Regions from separate parts of the Homo sapiens genome. Here region 2 is linked to region 1. Evidence: chromatin loops called from intact Hi-C (ENCODE). Cell type or tissue: HCT116. All regions are shown on one strand. Links, peaks and the distances in the headings refer to the core of each region. The heading gives the core; the rest is flanking DNA.

The links. Peaks named below come from ENCODE experiments on the same cell type or tissue, not always from the same donor. Only the 100,000 strongest peaks of a DNase experiment are listed, where the experiment ranks them.
Region 2: a loop joins it to region 1, with 12 times the contacts of the local background. A loop is called at or near these places in 7 of 110 quality-filtered maps.

The regions. Positions count from the first base shown.
Region 1 is chr17:61,549,901-61,552,713 of GRCh38, forward strand. No RefSeq gene overlaps it. Among named protein-coding and RNA genes, the nearest start is that of NACA2, 40 kb to the right of the region's middle. In HCT116, for the core only: a CTCF peak has its summit at 1,460; a DNase peak (open chromatin) is centred at 1,451; H3K27ac peaks cover 1,812 bases.
Region 2 is chr17:60,970,891-60,973,703 of GRCh38, forward strand. The region is part of intron 14 of BCAS3 (BCAS3 microtubule associated cell migration factor); the gene reads left to right. Among named protein-coding and RNA genes, the nearest start is that of BCAS3-AS1, 160 kb to the right of the region's middle. In HCT116, for the core only: a CTCF peak has its summit at 1,062; a DNase peak (open chromatin) is centred at 1,111.

The sequences.
Region 1 (2,813 bases), core at 105-2,604:
CTGGATAATTCTTTGTTGTGGGAGGTTGTCCTGGCCATGAGAAGATGTTCAGCAGCATCTCTGGCCTCTACCCAATAGATGCCAGTAGCACCACCACCACCCCATTGCTGTGACAATAAAAAATGGATCCAGTCATTGCCAAATGTCCTCTGATGGGCAAAATTGCACTGCCCCCAGCACACTCTCTGTCACCACTGAGAATCATTGGTTTAGCAGGAGAAATAGCTAGTATACTACCGGGTCTATGGCAGTGGAAGAATATATAGAATGTTGGCACAAAGAAGGTAATGCCTGAGGTTCAGGAAATGTTTTACAATGCAAAAGATAACTTGGCCTGGATCTTAAAGGAAGAATTAGGTACTGGTCAGGTAAACAAGGAATAAGGGAAGAAAGAATAGTAATATTCAGGAGAAAAACAGCATGCGAAGACAGAAAGGTTGAAACAATTTGATGCATCTGAGAAACTCTTAGTAGTTCAGTTCAGTGTGTGGTTGGAATACAGATCTGAGGGCTATGGTAAAAAGGGAAGAAAACAATAGAGCTGGAGAGGTAGTTAGGGACAAGGTTATAAAGGAACAGGCAGGCTATGCTAGGAAATTTGTGCTTTGTTCAGCAGTGATGGAAAACCACTGGAAGTGTTAAGCAGGGAAATGGCATTTTAGGAAGACAGTTTTATAAATATGCAATGAATGGTTTAAAAAGATATGAAACTAGAAATAGGAAGACTGGATAGAAGAAAATTATAACAACCAAGTTAAGGACCCAAACTAGGGCAATGGGGGCCCGAGAGATGGAAAATGGGACATGCAATATATAGGAGGTAGAAATGATAAAATTTCCTGATTGTTATATGGAGAATAAAGAATTGGGAGGATTAAGGACAATGTCAAATTTTGGTGAAAAGAAAGGGTAAATGGAGCTGTTAGCAAATTGTGTTTACAGGTAGAAAATTCAAATAAATATCCCTGGGACAAAAACAAAAAACAAAGAAAACAAAAAAACCCTAAGTATCTTATAGCTCTATAGTTCTAAACACAATAGACAAGACATAAATTGATAGTTTTTAGAAAAACAGAACCAACACCCCCCATCTTTCCCAAAAAATCACTGTTTACTTTCATCACAACAAATTTCAACATCTTCTCTAAACATTTTCTCATGGTCTTTTTATCCCAAAGCTTTAAGAGAATGCTTTATATATATTTTTTCAAATTATTTCACTGTTAACTGATTTTTGACACATTATTTCAGCTGTTACAAAAGACTGTGAAATTTTAAGCCAAGATCGGACCATGAGGACTAAATTTTTTTGTTTATTAATGACATAAAAAATAGACAATTGTATCCATAAAATGACTTAAGTTCCATAAGCAACCATAAACGCCAAATAATTCAAGGTTTGGAGAATTTTTTTTTTCAGCATCTTTGCTGAAGAACTATGGTACTGAGGACCTCTACTGTTGAGAATATGAATGGCTTCACTGCTAGGATTAAATTTTCAGGGAATAAAAACATCAACCAGGCATAGGCAATCTACAGTCTGCCCAAAGTACAGAAATTATTTTCAGAGGCACACGGATAGTTGTGTCACTGGAACCTACGCAGAAATGCGTATGAGGTAGAATTTAGGTCTCCTCTCACCTTCTGGACTTCTCTACCTCCGTGTGCCCAGGGTCTAGTGCTGTCTTCTGGCTTGAGTCTGTGTTGGGCCTGATTACTACAGGTTTTTTTTTTTGTTGTTGTTCTTACTCTGTTCTTTTTTCTTTTCTTTTCTTCTCCTTCCTTCCTCTTTCTTTCCCTCTCTCGTTTTTCTTTCTCTCTTCCTCCCTTCATTCTTCTTTCTTTCTTTTTCCCTCCCTCCCTCTCTCCCTGTCTTTCTTTCTTTTTTTTTCTTTTTTTTGAGACAGAGTCTCTCTCTGTCACCATGCTGGAGTGCAGTGGTGCGATCTCGGCTCACTGCAACCTCCGCCTCCCAGGTTGAAGCGATTCTCCTGCTTCAGCCTCCCGAGTAGCTGGGACTACAGACGTGTATCACCATGCCCTAGCTAATTTTTTTATTTTTAGTAGAGACGGGGTTTCACCATGTTGGCCAAGATGGTCTCGATCTCTTGACCTCGTGATCCACCCGCCTCGGCCTCCCAAAGTGCTGGGATTACAGACATGAGCCACCATGTCTGGTCTTTTTTTTTTTTTTTTTTTTTTTTTTTACGGAGTCTCTCTCTCTCGCCAGGCTGGAGTGCAGTGGCCCAATCTTGACTCACTGCAGCCTCCACCTCCTGGGTTCAAGCGATTCTCCTGCCTCAACCTCCTGAGTAGATGGGACTACAGGCACCCGCCACCAAGCCCAGCTAATTTTTGTATTTTTAGTACAGACGGGGTTTCACCATGTTGGCAGGGATGGTCTTGATCTCCTGACCTCGTGATCCACCCACCTCAGCCTCCCAAAGTGCTGGGATTATAGACGTAATCTCAAATGCCACAAGATATAGGATTGGAAGAGATTTCTTTTGTGTTTATATTTAATATCTGGCTGGCCATGGCTGGGTATGTAGTGCACTTGATCTTTTTATTTTTTTTTATTTTTTTGAGACAGAGTCTCGCCCTGTCTCCCAGGCTGGAGTGCAGTGGCGCGATCTCGGCTCACTGCAAGCTCCGCCTCTCGGGTTCACGCCATTCTCCTGCCTCAGTCTCCCGAGTAGCTGGGACTACAGCCGGCCGCCACCATGCCTGGCTATTTTGTATTTTTTTAGTAGAGAGGGGGTTTCACTGTGTTAGCCAGGACGGTCTTGATCTCCTGACCTCGTGATCCGCCC
Region 2 (2,813 bases), core at 1-2,500, 580 kb before region 1:
AGATAACCAAACCCAACAACTGCAGAATACATATTATTTTCAATTATGACATCATGCCTAGTTTGAATGGATATGAAACAGTGGATAATAGATGATACTTAAGTCAGAGGCAAAACATTTATTATGGATGGATTTGGATGGCAATCACAGTGCAGTGCAGGGTACTGTAGGCTTGATAAGCAGCTTGATTCCAGTCATTTCCATCAGTGAATAGAACCTTACCTTGGCTGTGAGTGATCCAGATTGTTCAATTAGCAACTATGATTTGTTTGCAGAACTCATGGCCCCAAAGAGGTGCATCTGTAGTCTGCGAGTGTTTAGTCTTCCTTGTGGCAGATGAGACCACTGGCCAGGCCATTGCCAACTGAGGAAAAGTCAGTAAAAATGAAACTTCTAGAGGGTTTTCAGAATTAGGAGGCGGCGAACTTTTTCTTTAAAGGACCAGATAATAAGTATCTTTGACTCTGCATTCCATATTGTCTCTATACTCAGTTCTCCTGCTGTCATACAAAAGCTTCCATAGGCAGTACATAAATGAATGGGCACAGTTGGCCCACCGACATAGTTTTTACCTAACCCTGAATTAAAGCTGGGGTGATGGCTTTGCATTATTCTATCATGCTGGTTGCTCCTTATTTCAATCAGCCTTCCAGAGTTGTTGGGGTTATACAGCTATCAAGGCCCAGTGGGCATCATCAGGTTTCATCTTAGCTGAGCCATCAGTCAATCAGGCCCAGGTATTTAAAGGAAGCTCTGTGAATCCAGTGCCTCTTGAGCCAGTGGCATGCTTCTGACAGTGGAATAAAAGATAAAGTGGCTGTAATACCCAAGGTTCTGCTCAACCAGACTGGCTGTACTCTGGAATATACCATTTCCATTTGAATAGCGGTCCCTGTTGGTTGGGCTCTTCCCACCTTGTTCATTTTCAAATTTTAGTTGACCCATCCCCAAGTAGGTCTAGAAAGTCACAAGGCCTCCATGGGTCAGTTGTTCAATTACAATTAGAACTTTGTAGCTGGTTAATAGCAGCCTTCTAAAAAAGGGAGTGTACTTGGTGGCTGCATCAGGCAGGTGGCGATGTTGTACTGAGATAACACCTCTGAGTACTTCAGCAGCCATTAAGTCTTTACCTAAACATTTTACTCTTGGAATCCTACGTTGTTTCTGGCATATAATATGGGAAGGAACTGGAAGTCTAGTAGGTGGTCTGTTGTGCAGTTGTCCCACTATCACCTTGGTGTACATGTTCGATGATATCCTCTGGCACAAGCATTTAAGTACAGTCATGTAAGCCATTAATACCAGTTATATATTCACCAACATAAGTCAAAATGATAGTACATTGAATCGGACTAAAGGGTCCCACCATTTTATATCCCATTCCAGTGTATTTTTCCTCCATGAAAAGCATGGACTAGCGTTTTTAATGTGCACATGCCAGTTGCTCCAGTGACAATTGCCCTTCAGTAATGTTATCCCCTGTGCATGGCAGGGGAAGCTACCCTTTGCATAAGGTGGGACAGCTAGGATGTTGGGCTTTTATCTCACTTGGCCTTTTTTTTTTTTTTTTTTTTTTGAGACAGGGTCTTGCTCTGTCACGTAGGCTAGAGTGTAGTAGTGCAATCATTGCTCACTGCAGCCTTGAACTCCTGGGCTCAAGAGATCCTCCACCTCAGCCTCCCAAGTAGCTGGGACTACATACAGTTGCATACCACCATGCCCAGCTAATTTTTATAAAAATTTTTTAGAGAGGCTGTTGCTATGTTGCCCAGGCTGGTCTTGAATCCATGGCCTCAAGAGATCCTCCCACTTTGGCCTCCCAAAGCTCTGAGATTGCAGGCATGGGTCACTGTGTCCAGCCCGAAAGTGCACGTGTTTTTATCAGTTCTGAAGGATAAAAAATGTTGAAGTACATGGCTGGGAATGTTTCTAGAACTTGTATTTTAATTCCCTTTTTTATATTTCTATATGTTTTCATTAAACATAACCTCATCAAATGGCTTGGACTTTGGCAAGGTAGTTATTGCTATATGCAGTTATCTTTATGATAACTCTCTTCGTCTTGAGACTTTTTATCCGAGCATTGCTCTTGGGTTTTCTTTCTTTTCCAGTAGGGTTAGAAAGGGCGTTGTTATTGGAATCATTAGGCATACTTTTGGCCATAGAAAGAAAACCACATTTAACAATGGTTTTTTAAAATCAGTGTTTATTTTTTATCACGTTATAAAATGTTTGCTGCTGGTCTTGGCTGAATGATGTCTATGTGACTTTTTTTGCTCTTTCCCTCATGATTCCTTTATAAATGTCACTTCCCTGGGCATCATTTCAGACTTCAAGGCAATAAGAAGGGGAGAAAGGGCACCATCAGTGATGTTAATTTCCTTTATCAGGAAAGCAGATACTGTTCCAGAATCCTGCAATAGCCACCTGCCTTTGAGTGATCATAACTATGTCACCACTTGTTGTAAAAGAGGCTAGGCAATCACAGATTAAGTATCTGTGGTGGCATCCAGTGAAGGAGTGAATGTTGGAGATGGATGTTGGATTTGCCTCTCAGTAGTTAAATCTATATAATCATCACCACAATCAAGATATAGAATAGTTTTCTTATCTCAGAAACAACTTTCCTCCTGCCCTTTTTCGTCAGTGCTCTCTGCCCTGCTGCTGCCCTAGACATTGCTATTACCTTATTATTAATATATATATATATATATATATGTATGAAGGAGTCTTGCTCTGTCCCCCAGGCTGGAGGTCAGTGGTGTAATCTCAGCTCACTGCAACCTCCACCTCCCAGGTTCAAGCGATTCTCC